2 separate regions of the Homo sapiens genome follow, and region 2 is linked to region 1. A link is an interaction called in ENCODE POLR2A ChIA-PET data of the cell type or tissue named here. Cell type or tissue: PC-3. All regions are shown on one strand.

Evidence for each region. ChIA-PET counts read pairs that join two places held together with the same protein. Peaks named below come from ENCODE experiments on the same cell type or tissue, not always from the same donor. Only the 100,000 strongest peaks of a DNase experiment are listed, where the experiment ranks them.
Region 2: POLR2A ChIA-PET joins it to region 1 with 10 read pairs; 2 of 35 experiments call an interaction of 5 or more read pairs at or near these places.

What each region holds. Positions count from the first base shown.
Region 1 is chr12:85,647,606-85,655,605 of GRCh38, forward strand. No RefSeq gene overlaps it. Among named protein-coding and RNA genes, the nearest start is that of RASSF9, 180 kb to the right of the region's middle. In PC-3, no CTCF peak of the experiment used is centred here; no DNase peak of the experiment used is centred here.
Region 2 is chr12:85,832,337-85,840,336 of GRCh38, forward strand. RASSF9 (Ras association domain family member 9) reads right to left here and starts at 4,073. Exons shown (of 2, transcript NM_005447.4): 1 at 3,819-4,073. The coding sequence starts at 3,865. In PC-3, no CTCF peak of the experiment used is centred here; no DNase peak of the experiment used is centred here; H3K4me3 peaks cover 1,515 bases; H3K27ac peaks cover 523 bases.

The sequences.
Region 1 (8,000 bases):
AGATGTTTGCTTCAAATTTGTTATCTTCCCTGTAATAGAGAACATATTTTTGTTTGAAAAATACCATTAATCCATGAAAATATGTATTCAGCTGAATGATGGTTCTTCTCGTGTTACAATATGCAATTTATGTGTTCCTAAACGGAGAACAGGGATATTGCCATAGTGAAAGCTAACAGGGATACACCATTTATGGAATTAAAAAAAAAAGAAAAGAATTCAATTGAGTTAGAAACGTACATAAGTATAATTAAGAAGAATGTCAAAAATTCTGAATAAAAATGTATGATTTTAGTCACTATAGTCCTCTTTGTATATAGTGTGGCATTATTAATTCTGTACAAATGTGCCTGTCTTTATACAAAGCATAGTTGAAAAGACTAAATATGTATTTGTGGAATTTTATATAAAGGGTACATGGAGCTGTAGCAATGATTTATTTAATCTGACCCATGGAAAATTCAATATGGAAAAATTCAGAAGAAAAAAATGTAGGTTTTATTAATTTTTAAACATTTGTATTTAAATTGATAAAAATATGTATATTTCTGAATATTTAATTTTATTTTGCATAGAGGCAGGGTATAGTAAAATTAGTAAGTTCTATCTATTTTATCATTTGCTTAGTTTTCAGTCAGTTATCAAATATGTTAGGCCTAGATCTGGTCATCAGCTCACTTTGTATGTGCCTGATTTATTCTAAATAATAATATGAAAGTTCCCCAATATATTTTCTTATATGATTAAGTGTGTGTGTGTGTGTGTGTGTGTGTGTGTGTGTGACTTTTTAATATTAATAATAATGGTTCTTACTGGTGTGAGATGGTATCCCATTGTGGTTTTGATTTGTATTTCTCTTATAATCGGTGATATTGAGCTTTTTTTTTTCACATGTTTTTTGGCCGCATGTATGTCTTCTTTTGAAAGTGTCTGTTCATATCCTTTGCCCACTTTTTAATGAGGTTGTTTTTCTCTTATAAGTTCCTTTATAGTTGTGAGATACTCTTTGTCAGATGTATAGTTTACACCTTTTTCTCCCATTCTATAGGTTGACTATTCTTTTAATAGTTTATTTGGCTGTGCAGAAGCTCTTTAGTTTCATTTTAGATCCCATTTGTCAATTTTTGCTTTTGTTGCAATTGCTTTTGGTGTCTTCTTTGCCTATTCTTATGTCAGGATGGTATTCCCTAGGTGGGTCTTCCAGGGTTTTTATAGTATTAGGTTTTACTTTCAAGTCTTTAATCCATCTTGAGTTGTTTTTTATGTTGTGTAAGAAAGGAGTCCAGCTTCAATCTTCTGAGTTTGGCCAGCCAGTTATCCCAGCACAATTTATTAAACAGGGAGCCTCTTTCCTATTGGTTGTTTTGTCAGCTGTGTCAAAGATCAGATAGTCTGATCTTGGCTCTCTATCCTTTCCATTGATCTATGCGTTTGTTTTTGTACCAGTACCATGCTCTTTTGGTTACTGTAACCCTGTAGTATAAAGCTGGATAGTGTGATGACTCCAGCTTTGTTCCTTTTGCTTAGAATTGCCTTATTATTGCCCATTAGGGCTCTTTTTTTTGGTTCCATGTGAATTTTACAATAGGTTTTTCTAGTTCTGTCAAGAATGTCATTGATGGGAATAGCATTTCATCTCTAGATTGCTTTGGGCAGTAAGGCCATTTTAATGATATTGATACTTCCTATCCATAAACATGTGATGTTTTTGCATTTCTTTGTGTCTTTGTTTCAGCAGTGTTTTGTAATTCTCATTGTAGAGATCTTTCACCCGCCCCCGCCCTCCGCCCGGGTTAGCTGTATTCCTAGGTATTTTATTCTTTTTGTGGCGTTTGTGAATGGGACTTCCTTCCTAATTTTGCTCTTGGATTGGCTGTTGGTGGTGTACAGAAATGCTAGTGATTTTTGTACATTAATTTTGTATCCTGTATCTTTGCTGAAATTTTTTAGCTGAAGGAGCTTTTGGGCCAAGACTACTGAGTTTTCCAGATATAAAATTATGTCATTTGCAAACAGGGATAATTTTTGACTTCCTCTTTTCCTATTTGGTTGCCTTTTATTTCTTTCTCTTGCCTGATTTCTCTGGCTAGGACTTCCAATACTATGTTGAATAGGAGTGGTGACAAGAGGGCATCCTTGTCTTGTGCTGGTTTTTAAGAGGAATGCTTCCAGCTTTTGCCCATTAAGTAGGATGTTGGCTGTGGGTTTGTCATAGATTGCTCTTATTATTCAGCGGTATGTTCCTTTAGTACATAGTTTATTGAGAGTTTTTAATATGAAGGGATATTGAATTTTATCACAAGCCTTTTCTGCATCTATTTAGATAATCATGCAGTTTTTGTCTTTAGTTCTGTTTATGTTATGAGCCACATTTATTGATTTGTGTAAGTTGAGCCAACCTGGCTTCCCAGGGATGAAGTCTACTTAATCATGGTAGATTAGCTTTTTGATGTGCTGCTGGATTTGGTTTGCCAGTATTTTGTTGAAGATTTTTGCATCAATGTTCATTAAAGATATTTGCTTGAAGTTTTCTTTTTTTTGTTATTGTGTCTCTGTCAGCCTTTGGTATCAAGATGATACTGGCCTCATAGAATGAGCTGGGGAGGACTCCCTTCTCAATTTTTTGGATAGTTTCAGTAGGAATGTACCACCTCTTTGTATATCTGGTAGAGTTCGGCTGTGAATCCATCAGGTCCTGGGCTTTTTTTGGTTCATAGGATATTTATTACCGATTCAGTTTCAGAACTCATCATTGATCTGTTAAGGGAATCAATTTCTTCCTGGTTCAGCCTTGGGAGGGTGTATGTGTCCAGAAATTTATCCATTACTTCTAGTTTTCTAGTTTGTGTGCATAGAGGTGTTCATAGTAGTTTCTGATAGCTATTTTTATTTCTTTGGGTCACTGGTAACATTCCCTTTATCATTTCCAATTGTGGTCATTTGGATCTCCTCTTTTTTCTTCTTTATTAGTCTAGCTAGCAGCCTATCTATTTGTTAATGTTTTCAAAAACCAATTCCTGGATTCATTGATCTTTTGAATGTTGTTTTGTGTGTGTGTGTGTGTGTGTGTGTGTGTGTGTGTGTCTCGATTTCCTTCAGTTCAGATCTAATTTTGGTTATTTCTTGTCTCCTGCTAGCTTTGGGGTTGATTGGCTCTTGCTTCTCTAATTCTTTCAGTTGCGATGTTAGGCTGTTAATTTGAGATATTTCTAACTTTCTGATAGGCATTTAATACTATAATTTTCCCTCTTAACACTGCTTTAGCTGTGTTTCAGATACTCTGATATGTTGTATCTTTGTTCTCATTGGTTTCAAAGAATTTCTCGATTTCTGCCTTAATTTCATTATTTACCCAAAATTCATTCAGGAGCATGTTGTTTAATTTCCATTTAATTGCATAGTGTTGAGCAATGTTCTTAGTCTCAATTTCTACTTTTATTGTGCTGTGGCTTGTGGGTGCATTTGGTATGATTTTGGTTCCTTTGCATTTGCTGAGGATTGTTTTATGTCCAAGTACATGGTCAGTTTTAGAGTATGTGCCATATTATGATTAGAAGAATGTTTATCCTATTGTTTTAGGGTGGAGAGTTCTGTAGAGATCTGTCTATCAGATCCATTTGTTCCAATGTTGAATTCAGGTCCAAAGTATCTTTGTTAATTTTTTGCCTTGATGATCTGTCTAATACTGTTAGTGGAGTGTTGAAGTTTCCCACTATTATTATGTGGGAGTCTATGTTTCTTTGTGGATCTCTAAGAGCTTGCTTTACAAATCTGGGTACTCCTGTGTTAGGTGCATATATATTTGATAGTTAGGTCTTCTTGATGAATTGAACACTTTACCATTATATAATGCCCTTCTGCCTCTTTTTTTTTATCTTTGTTGGCTTAAAGTTTGTTTTGTCTAAAATTAGGCTTGCAACCCCTGCTTTTTTCTGTTTTCCATTTTCTTGGTAGATTTTTCCCCATCTCTTTATTTTGATCCTATGGGTGTCATTACATGTGAGCTGAGTCTCCTGTAGACAGCACACCATTGAGTCATAGCTTGCCATTTTCTGTCTAGCTTGCCACCCTGCTTTTTAAGTGGGGGCATTTATCACGTTTAAATTTGAGGTTAGTATTGATATGTGTGGATTTGATCTTATCATTGTGTTGTTAGCTTGTTATTGGGCTGGCTTGTTTGCATGGTTGCTTTATAGCATCACTGGTCTGTGTATTTAAGTGTGTTTTTGTATTAGCTGGTAGTGGGCTTTCTTTTCTTTCTATATTTAGTGCTCCTTTCAAGATCTCCTGTAAAGCAGGTCTGTTGGTAACAAACACCCTCAACATTTGCTTATCATAAAAGAATTTTATTTCTCCCTCACCTAAGAAATTTAGTTTAGCTGGTTATAAAATTTTTGGTTTAAGATTTTTTTTTTTTTTTAAGAACATTGAATATAGGCCCTCAATCTCTTCTGGCTTGCAGGGTTTCAGCTGAGAGGTCTGCTGGTAGCTTGATGGGGTTCCCTTTGTAGGTGACCTGCCTTTTCTTTCTAACTGCTTTTAACATTCTTTCTTTTGTCATTTCAGCCTTGGAAAATCTGATAATTGTGTGTCTTGGGGATGATATTCTTGTGCAGAATATTGCAGGAGTTCTCTGTATTTTCTGAATTGGACTGTTGGCTTCTCTAGCAATGTTGGGGAATATTTCATGAATGGTATCCTGAAATATGTTTTCCAAGTTGCTTGTTTTCTGCCCCTCCCTTTCAGGAATGCCAGTGATTTGTAGATTTGGCCTCTTTACATAATTCCATACTTCTTAGAGGTTTTGTTTATTCCTTTTTATTCTTTTTAAAAATTTTGTGTCTGTCTTGTTTCAGTAAGCCAGTCTTCAAGTTCAGTTTCTTTCCTCATTGGTTTATTCTGCTGTTAATACTTGTGATTTTATTGTGAAATTTTTCTATTGTGTTATTCAGCTCTGTCAGATCCGATAGGTTCTTTTTTATACTGGCTGTTTCATCCTTCAGTTCCTATATTGTTTTAATGTTGTTAGTAGTTTCCTTGGTTGGGTTTTGCTGTTTTCCTGAATCTCGATGATCTTCATTCCTATCCACATTTTGAATTTTATTTATGTCATTTCACCCAGCTCAGCCTGGTTAAGAACTCTTGTTGGAGAACTGGTATAGTCATTTGGAAGACATATGACACTCTGGCCATTTGAGTTACCAGAGTTCTTGTGTTTGTTCCTTTTCATCTCTGCATGTGGGTGTACCTTTAACTGCAGTGTACACTGAATCTCTTGTAGTCAGTAGATTTCTTTTCTGAGTCTTTTCACAGGGACGAGGCTTTGTGCAGGGTCTATTTGAAGCTGACTTCTCATTTTTGGTTTTAGATGGGAATATGTTAGCAAGCCATTTTTGGTGTTGAAGCTTTGGGGTGTGATCCATTAGGTGGCACTTAGGTACACTGGTCAGTTGGTAGACCCTTCCTCAGTTGTGTTTCCTGTGTTTCCTCACAGTTGAAATTGTATTCCCTCTCAATGGTCTGAATGTGTGAATTCCTCTTGCCCTTGAGTGTTGGCTGTACATCACAGCTTAGCACTCCTGGGCTGCCCACTGCAGCTCCAGGGTGATCTCAGTGTTCATGATCCTTCCCCAACATGGAGGCAGCAGAGGAAGGGACCTTAGTAGTGGTTGTGGTCAAGGGTCTTTTGTTTTTTTCCAGGGGGCTCCCCCAAGAAAGATGCAGGCCAGCAATCACTCAGTATACTCAACTAAGGATGGAGGGTTTATGCTGTCATCAAAGCTGGGGATTCCCTGTCTGGTGATGAGTGGGGGGACGGTGGTACCCATGGGAGATGGGCTGGCCTGCTCTCTTTGGGTCAGACTGCAGCTTGTTGGAGGAGTGGGTAAAGCACTTAGGGTCTTTGCTCCTTCATTAGTCCGAGGGTAGCAAGGGCAATTCTACTGCAGAGGAATTGGAGTGCTCCTGGAGACACTGTCTAGGGAGTTGCAGAACCGCTACTGGCTCCATAGCTCTAAAAGGGAGCATGCCTGGAGGCCCAGGCCTGGAGTCCTTGCCTCGTGAGGAGATATGGAAATGGGCACCCATGTGACAATCTGGACAATTTTCTGTAGGGCTGCTGTGGTATGCTGGGGGTCCCATCCAGTCCCTAGTCACCTCAGACTTTCACCTGGAGATATCATCAGTGAAGGCTGTGAAACAGCAAAGATGGCAGCCTGCCCCTCCCTCTGGGAGCTCCATTCCAGGGAGCTATGGACCTGTGTCCTGCCCAAATGCACCTGTAGGAGGTGATTAGAGACCCCATTTGGAGGTCCCACCCAGTGAGGAGGAATGGGTTTGGGGACTCACTTATAAAAGCCATCTGGCCATGTTTTATAGAGCAGCTATGGTGTGCTGGGGGTCCATTTCTACTCCCAATCAGCTTGAAATCTCCAAAGCCTAAAGGCTGGAACAGGTAGGTCACCCTAACAACAAAGATGGTGGTCTGCCCCTTCCTCTGGAAGCTCTGTCCCAGGGTGGCTTCAAATCTCTGTTCACCTGAAAACACCATTGGGGGTGGCTGGAGACCCTGGCTGGGAGGTACCACCCAGTGAGGAGCAAAGGGTTGGGGACCTGCTTAAACAAGCATTCTGGCCAAGTTTTTGTAGGGAGAGATAAAGCTGCTACTGGTGGCTGTCTGGAATTCCAAGCCAGTGGGTCTTATCCTGTGAGGTGCCATGGAAGTGAAGCCTGCAAACTGTCACTGCTCAGCCCCCTGGATTTAACTCCTTTCCTAGGGATATGTACAGGGGTCTAAACTCCCACTTTGCTGGAGTTGCAGCTATTTTGCAAGCAGGCCTGGAAAGCCTGCATTTCTAAGGCTCTTGGGTCTCCACATGTGCTTGAATAGCTGCTCTGTTGAGACTCCATATAGTTTTGGACCTTCAATCTGAAGGTCCTGGTGGAGTGGGTTCACAGAGAGATCTCCTGACATAAGGTTGCATAGATCTGTCAGAGAAGCATGAGTTCCTGGGGTTTCACATTCAATCACGACTTCCCTGGGTGGGGGAAGTTCCCCTGGCTCCATGTTGCTCCTGAGTGGGCTATCATCCTGCCTTGCTTTTTTCCATTCTTCGTGGGTCTGGTAGTTTCCTTGATTAGTCCCAATGTATGTACCCGAATGTTTCAGTTAAAAGTGCTGTATTTACTTGCCCCTCTGTTTCTCTCCATAAGAGTCACACACACTAGTTGCCTCTAGTTGACCATCTTGGCCACTCCCCCTTTTTATTATTATTATAAAATATTGAGACCTACATTAATTATTCATAATAACGTCATAAATTTTCTTAACCTCTTGATTATTATCAGAAAATTATTTCCTGGTACTAAACTCTCATTTTTGCATAATTATTGTGTGTTTTTCTTAATTTTTTATCAGTGAGATAGAGGAAAATCTGTTTGTTCCATGTTTCCATAGGGTGCCGTAGGGTATTCCATATGCAGAAATATATCCGCTTCTAAGTTGGATTGTATTCTTCAATCTTGTTCTGTTCTAAAGACATGCCTATTGAGGGTCAAAGAACAATAGAAACATTCATACAGTCTTTATTCCCCCCATTATATACGATGGCAGAACATACCTAGATTTTACCTGTTCTGATAGTTGCCTTCTGTTAAAAGAGGAATTCTTTATTCTAACTGTTTGAACCTTTCTTAACCCAAAGCTCGCATTTATCATCTTTGGGGCATACTTCAGAGAGGGTGTACTATAACTCACAAAGAAAAAGTATGGTAAGAAATGCCAGTTGACTATTTCAGCAAAGAGACTGAGTACTCTGATGCTTATAATGAACTTCACTGTAGTAGGAATTATTGCTCCTGATGAAATCTAGACACATGTTCCTTTACTTAGTTTGAGATAGAAAGGCTAAATTTCTCCCCAAGATATATTTGCCAACATGCATATTCTAAGCAAAGAAACTTCAATAAATGGATTTGATAACTTTAGGCAATCTTCCCAC
Region 2 (8,000 bases), 180 kb after region 1:
GTCTCCAAATCTTATTAATTAAAACACTAAGAAATCATACCTTACAACCAAGTGTTCCAAAAAATGGTTTATAATAACATTCTAGTTATCTGAACTTTTACAAAATTTCTGATTGCTATTTAGACACATTAACATTAAAACAATCCTTACCTTGAAAACCTAATCTAATATAAAGACAATCACATTCACAAATGGAATCTATGTGAATGGTAAATAGGTTCATAATCTAAATCCAATTGTTGAATGTCCACATGAATCTCAAATGGACTGGTGTTTCATTATTTACTACTTTAGCTTTTATGTGAGGAACACTGGTTCCCTAGCGACTTTTAGAAAACACTTTCAGAACTTGAACAGCTTACTGAAAAAATATCTAGACTCTCAAACATTTGTATTCTTCATGTTGAACAAAAAGTCTGATGAAGAAGATATGCATCAAGAATCTTTGGAATTCAGTCATAGAATATTCTGTTTTTCTGGAATCAAAATAAATAATTCATCTCCTAAAAGCAACAGATTCTCTTAAAACCGAAGTCTTCCAATTAAACATTACTACAATTAGAAAAATTCTAAAGATTAACTCTCATTGTAAACAGAAAGAATTTAGGTTGGTTCCATGTCTTTCTATGAAAGTTTGAAATGAAAAGCCTGATTATATTTGGGCATACAAACTTTTTAGGCTTTATATTTAGGCATCTATTATTCTCAAATTTCCTGAATACTATTTCCCAAATTGTTGAACTAAATAATCTTTAAATTTAGAAAAAAAATTATGTAGTAGGATAAGATTAGGTTGGTTTCAAAATCCATATAATTATGTGTCCATCTCTTTAGGTTTTGAATTATATTAAATATCAACTAACCCTTTAAAAAGTATTCACTTTTATATAATACCAGCTGATGTCACATGATGAATAGAGAATAAAATAATTAGTATATTTATGGTTTGAGTAAAAATTATAATTCAGTTTACAAAACTGAATAAACAATTGTATTGTAGGTCTACCACATGGCAGGCACTGTCCTGGACATGAAAACACAATGGTGTCTAGACAGATATGACCCCACCTTCTCCAAGCTTTATGGTTTGTATTTTCTAAAATTTTGTATTGCCTCATACTTTGAAGTTTTAATTGCATCCTGTCTGTCTCTAAAACTCTCAACTATCCATTTATTATAAGCACATTTATAGTACTATCTCATGAGGTTCAATTTTGGGTAATTAAATATCACTCCAAGAGTGACCAAAAATGAAAAGAGAGGCAGAGAATAGCATGCAGAAAAATTCTGTAAGCAGACTTTCTCAAAATTTTATGATCTTTAATCCCCAATGTTCCTTCTAACAGTTCATATATTTTCCTGCTGATAAAGATGCAATTATGCTCAAGTAGTTTTTTGTTATTGTTGTCTGTTATATATCATAAGGCATATAAATATATTTGTTATCCAAATTCTTACTTTACATTGTACAATAAATTTTATATGTCTGTATTTGAAGAATATAGTGACTCTTATCAGATAACTGTCTTATCATAAATCACATTTTCCAAGAAAGGATAAATCACTCATCATTTAAGAAAAGATATTTTGTTTCTGTGCTTTAGAATGTGGTTATTCAAATCATTATGGAAACTGTAAACAAAATGAGTAAACTTAATCTTGCAAATAATTTTCACCTGTGGTCTCACCTCTGCTAAGGTGAAAAAACAAAACAAAAGACCCTGTATATAGCATTAGTAAATACCAAAACAAATATTAATTCTATTTCAATACACTCTGTGATCTTTTCACTGCTTAACTTGAAATACCCATATTTTTGTGTCCTAGACCACTGCTGTGGTTTAAATCTTTCTTAAGGATTGAAAAATACAAATCTGTAAAGGGAAATACTTTCATTAGAGAAGCTTACCCATATCCTTACTATTGCCACCTTTTCCAAAACACTTGCGTTTATAACAAAGCATCATCTTCAGGAGCCATTCCATTTTCTGAGAAACTTGAAATTCAACACTATTAAACTCTCTTTTTTATTTTTATTTTCACCTTTTCATAATTTTGCATAGAAAACTTTTAAAAAATGTTTGCATACTCACCTCCTCGAAAGAAAGCTAGTTTTATAGGTAGAGTAGATAGTAGAGTGGCAGAACTGATGTAATGAAATTGAAGAATGCACTTCCCTGAGGGAAACTCAGGGGCGCATGCAAAGTTTTATTGCCCTGTATTTGGCATACCAATGACAGAAATCTCAAATTGCTAAAGCAAAACAAAAAAACCTCAAACAAACAAACAGAAAGCCCTGACTACAGGGATAGTATGCCAGAAACACAACTTGATTTATGAAACCATAAAGTTTTCCAGAGTATTTTTATACATTTGATGACATTTAAACAAATGCCAAAATAATACTACAAAAATACCACTACAAAAATATCATTTAAAAAACAGAGTATTTTTATTTTTGGCTTGGGGGAGGCTTTTCTGGAATATTCTAGAATATTTTAAAATGCATTGTCACCATCAAAACACAAATTTTAAATACTCAAACCACTTTATTTTAATATAGTTTCATTATCTTTAATTACCATAAATAGCATATTTGTGAAATATTGTCAAATTATTAGAAAATAAAGCTTACTTAGAAACTTTTACAGTATTTATTAAGGCCATTTACTTTCTAAAGGAAATTTTGTCACCTAAATCATGAATACATTTGGAATGAGTTAAAAACAGGATTTTCAAAGTAGACATGTGTGCGCAAAATAAAGTATGGAGATTTACTTTAAAGTTGTATTACTCTATATTGTCATGTAGACACTTTAAAATAATTATATCATTTCCTACCATGTAATTGTATCCTTTTGAATCTGCACTGAGCAAATTATGACAAGTACAAACAGGCATGATTGAGAGAAAAGTGGTGGACAATCCCCTATGCCAAAATAAATATATTTTTAAAAAAATATAGCCCATGTCTAAATTTATTCTCAAGTTTTTGGCATGAAAACGTAACATTTGATGTGTAAATAAAATATTTAATAAGACTAAGACAGACATACTGTCCCTAGAAAAATACGTGTGTGTATGTGTGTTTTGAGTAACTTATTTATACTATGGGCATTTCAAGCTTGAAATATCAAATCAAATCAAAGTAAAACAGTAATAATAAGGATTAGAGAGGATAGCTGCTTGAATCCTTCTTTAGTGCTTAAAACTACCTAAAATTCTCAAAGATTTTTTAAAGAATCAATTCAAACAAAGTTTCTCTCCAGAGTGTTTCCACTTTGGGAACATTCCAGGTTTCAGGAATGCCTCACTCTCAGGGGAGCCAAAGCATTGTTTCTGAATTGTATCAGCAGTTTTATTTTTCATCCTACTTAGTGGCTATAAATACTAGTTACATCTTTATCAAAGTTTTAATTATTTCTACAATATTCTAAAGTTCTGTTGAAACAAAATGACACTTTTTATTGTACTACCCTCAAATGCCCAGGGCAACAAAAAAAGAAACTGTTTATGTTGCTAGTTGTGGAAACAGGACTGGTCAAAAGGGGAGAAAGGAGTCAAATATAATCACTCTTTATTCTCTGCGATCCTTGAGCTGGTCACTCCCATCATCAATACTGGGAGAATATCCTTACTATCTAGGTATTCATACTAGCCTAACTCCTTAGGCTAGGACTGTGTCCCCACGAAGCCTTTTTTTATCAGAATCTAACAACCACAAAACACATACTTTCACAGGTAGGGTCCAGAGTACACACACAAGACACACACACACACAGAGACACACACACACTTACTCACACGCTTGACTTTACCTGTTTTTATGCCGAGTCTTTAGCAAGTTTCTTCCAAAGGGAGCCATGGTCTGTCGGGCAAACGAATAAAGAAATTATCTTAAAGTGATCTGAGGGTGGGGGTGGGGGTGTCTGGATTTCCAGGGTGAAGGGAGGAGGGCTGGAAGCTTTCTCTTCTCCTCGGATGTTCCTGGCTTTCAGCTCATTAGTAGCCGGCTGAGAAAGTTGCTGGAAGTTGTGCAACTGCTGCTTAACTTTGAACTGCGGGATTGTTGTGGCTGCTGCACCTCTGGAGACCTGCCCAGCTTCAGCCTCGAAGAAGGCGTTTGGAAGCAGGAAAAGAAAAAAAAAAAAGAAAGAGAGAGAGAGGAAGGGAGGAGGACTCTATTGTGTTCTGTAGTTATTTGCAGACTTAAAGAACTGCCAACCCCACAAGCATGGTAATACCAATGGAACGGGAGTTTCACTCGATCTGGAAATCCCCCCTCCCCCGCTTTCCACACCCAACCACACAAGGTGTACTGAACACACATAAAAGGATTAAAAGTAAATATCCCCCAACTCCTGGTCAGCTCCAGTCTGTGAAAAGTCATCTGATCATGGCAAGCATGAGGGATTGCTGAGAACTCTCTTTGCCAACTCATTCGACCCCAGATCCCCTGCCAGGGTGTCAGGACTTTAAAATATATTAGGGAGAGGGAAGCTGGAAACCGGATCAAGGTGGACTCACAGACCACTTAGAATTGTTAAGTCCCTGAGTTCACGGTCTTAAGAGTTTCTTCCAGGCCCCTGCTCCACACTCTCAAGTTCATCTTGCAAAAGTCGAAGGACCTGAAGGACCACAGGGCTCCAGGGCTGATGCATCACAGTTTGGTCTAGGAACCAGCTGGAGTTTAGTGTTTGACTCCCAAGGCGTTTATGTTGACCCCTACCCCATCTTTGACATTCACTGGGCCTTTAGAGCCCTGGGAATTTCAGAGGAAAAGCAAACTGCTCCTGCCCCTCAAGGAGTAAAGAAGACACACCGAGGGGATCTGCTGGAGCTCGAAATGTGAAGTGGAAGTCTAAGGGAGGGAGGGCTTCATCTGGTCCCAGGAGAGCTCGAATCCAGAAGCAGGGCAGAGGAATGGAGATGGGAGAGTTCGGGTGCCTGTGGGAGGCCCAGCGCAGCTCCCACCAGGTACCTGGCACTCATGGGAAAGCACTATTTAGGGGCAAGGGCCAGGAGAGCTTTCTCATGGACGTGTTTTACTGGGATTTTGCCCCTCCTAAAACCACCCCACCACCCTCCACCCCGCCAGGCTTCTAATCATGGGCTTCCCAGGCAGACGATGAGGGAGGGAGGGAAAGGAAAGCCAACAAACTTGTGAGTTCTTTCTGAGCCTTGGCAAAGAATATGAATCGCTCCTACTTACTTTGGGAGTTTATCCCCTACCCCCAACAACACCAAACAAAAAAATAATCTCAAGGTCTTCCATGATTCTGATACACACTGATTTATGCAGTGCTCAGATAAATCATGTTTTTCATTATTTATTATCATAATCTTTCTCTATTCATCTATATTTCATGTTTCTGTATGTGCATATACACATGTGTCCTATACTATTTCATTATTTATAATATTTTCTTTATAATTTTATATAATAAATCATATATTATATCCATATATGCACCCAAATCATTATGAAGTGAAAAACATTACAATAGCCAATGTTAAAGTTTAGTTACCTTTTTATATCCCTGGGAGTTAGGATAACTAAAAAATACATACCCATCTTAATTTGATATGGTCAGTGATTCCAGAGAAAATCAAGACACCAAAAATAGTAATGACATGTTCTGTGTATATATATGTATATATGTACACATATATACATGTATAAACATCTGTATAAACATCTTCATCTTTGTAAACATAAGTATATATATGTGTGTGTATATATATATATGTATTACATGCTATGTATATATGCACTTCACATGCAACATAAGCTACATAATCTTGGGTGTATTTCTGTTTCCGTTCTTGATTTTGTTTTACTAGCACCTCACAAGAAATGATTTAAACTATTATGGAAGTTTACCTAGTTATTCTAAGTTCTTCAAAATGTAATCCCTTAAAGCTATACTGTTTACTTATTAATATAATTGTTGCAGTCAATTTGCAAATAATTTCACATTTGCAAATATCCCTGTTTCCTTTAGTTTCGGTTCTCCATGCTTAGTAACATTATTTATATACATATGTGTACTATATTTTTCAATAAAAGAGTTTTAATGGGGAATGAGGAAACAATACTATGTCTTTACTAGCATAATCTTGTGTTGAGTTTCAGGTTATCACAAATGAGTTTCATTTAGGTGTCATTAATCCTCACACAAAATGCCCTGTTAATATTTTTCATGACAAGCTCTTTGATGTATAAGAATTACACATAAAAGGGTTTGTACACATTAAATATATTCCATTTTTATTTGACAATTATACCTTAATAAAGCTGAAAGAAAAAGCACAAAGGGTTAATGTCTCTCAGATAGTAGAAGTGGAAAGGAATAAAAAAAACATGAATACTAATGCCTTAATAGAAAAATAAGCAAAAGCAATCTTAAAAGAAAGTAACGAAACCATTGTTTTTTTTTAATTTTTAATTTTTTTATTTTTTTGAGTTAGGATCTTCCTGTGTGGCCCAGGCTAGAGTGCAGTGGCTATTCACAGGCACAATTGTTACACACTACAGCTTCAAACTCCTGAACTCAGGAAATCGTTTTGTCTCTCATCTAAGTAGCTAGTACTACAGGTATGTTCCACCATGTCCAGTTAAAACCATGCTTTAAAAAATTGACTACAATCAGCAATAATTTGTTGTATATTTTAGAATAATGAATAACAGAAGGAGTACAATTTAAAATGTTTGAAACACAAATAATGAATGCTTGAAGAACTGAAAACTTCGTGTACCCTGAGGTGATTATTACACACTGTATGCTTGTATCAAAATATCTCATGTACCCCATAAATATATACCCCGTATATGTACTAGTACTTTTAAGTAACCTTCACTAGTAACTAGGTATTGTATAGTTACATTGAAACAAGACTTTGTTTCACATCTACCAAATTGACTACTTTTTAAAATGATGATGCTCAATAGTGTTCATATGATGATCATAGTATACTACTCTGCATAAATATTAAAAATTGGCATATCTTTTTTGAGAAATGAATTTGGCTATGTAGAGCAATAACCTTCAAAATATTCAAACTCTCATTCAAGTTTTTCTCATAAAAACTTCTTGGAAGAAAATAATAAGTTTCAGAAAAAGTCTTATGCTAATTGATATTAATTCTGAGAACTAAATGAAATAATGCGTACCAATCGCTGACATATAGTGTTAACCTAAGTACTATTTTTATTATAGGGTTGGATAAATTATCTCACACTTGAAAATAAAACAAATGGATGACTGCATGTTATTTCAAAGATATAATGGACTATTGTCTAATAGACCCTTTCAATGATTCTCTGGAAGAATGCATTTTTTCTTACTTACTATTTTTATTAGGCTGAGAGTCCATGAGATTAGATGTTAAATTGTTTTTTTAAAAAAGAGTAAATTTTGTTGTTCAGTAGCAATACTAATTATTTTATCTAGTAGGAAAGATAACACAAAAGTTGTAGTTTTATTGCCTTGTAGAACATCAACCAACTTTACATTTATTTAATTTTCTTTCAGCATTCTGTCTTTAATTCACTGTTTATCCGTAACAGTCTTTCTTACTCTCTTTTGGACCAGCTTTATAATTCTGCTGGATCCTTCACTAATGAGTTAAGTCAATTTTGTCACTTGCTCGCTACATAATTGTATGAAATTCATGTTTTGGCTTCCTGAAAATTACATCCTGAAAAACTATGAGAATACATTAATCCCTTTTCTGAACAAATAAGAAGTCTTTATAGAAGAAAAATGGCTACTTATCCATATAATTTCTACTTTTCTTAAACCATAAAATGTGCAAAAAATGTTTGATAGTAGAAAATATAATGTCCTTTCATTCATTTATGACATGAAGCTCAGACAAAATAGATAGAAAAGATGTATTCCCTTTCAAATAGATTAACATATGAAAAATCAACATTGAAGATGACATATTATACCTGAAAAAGAATAAATGTATATTCTCCGCAATTAAATGAAAAT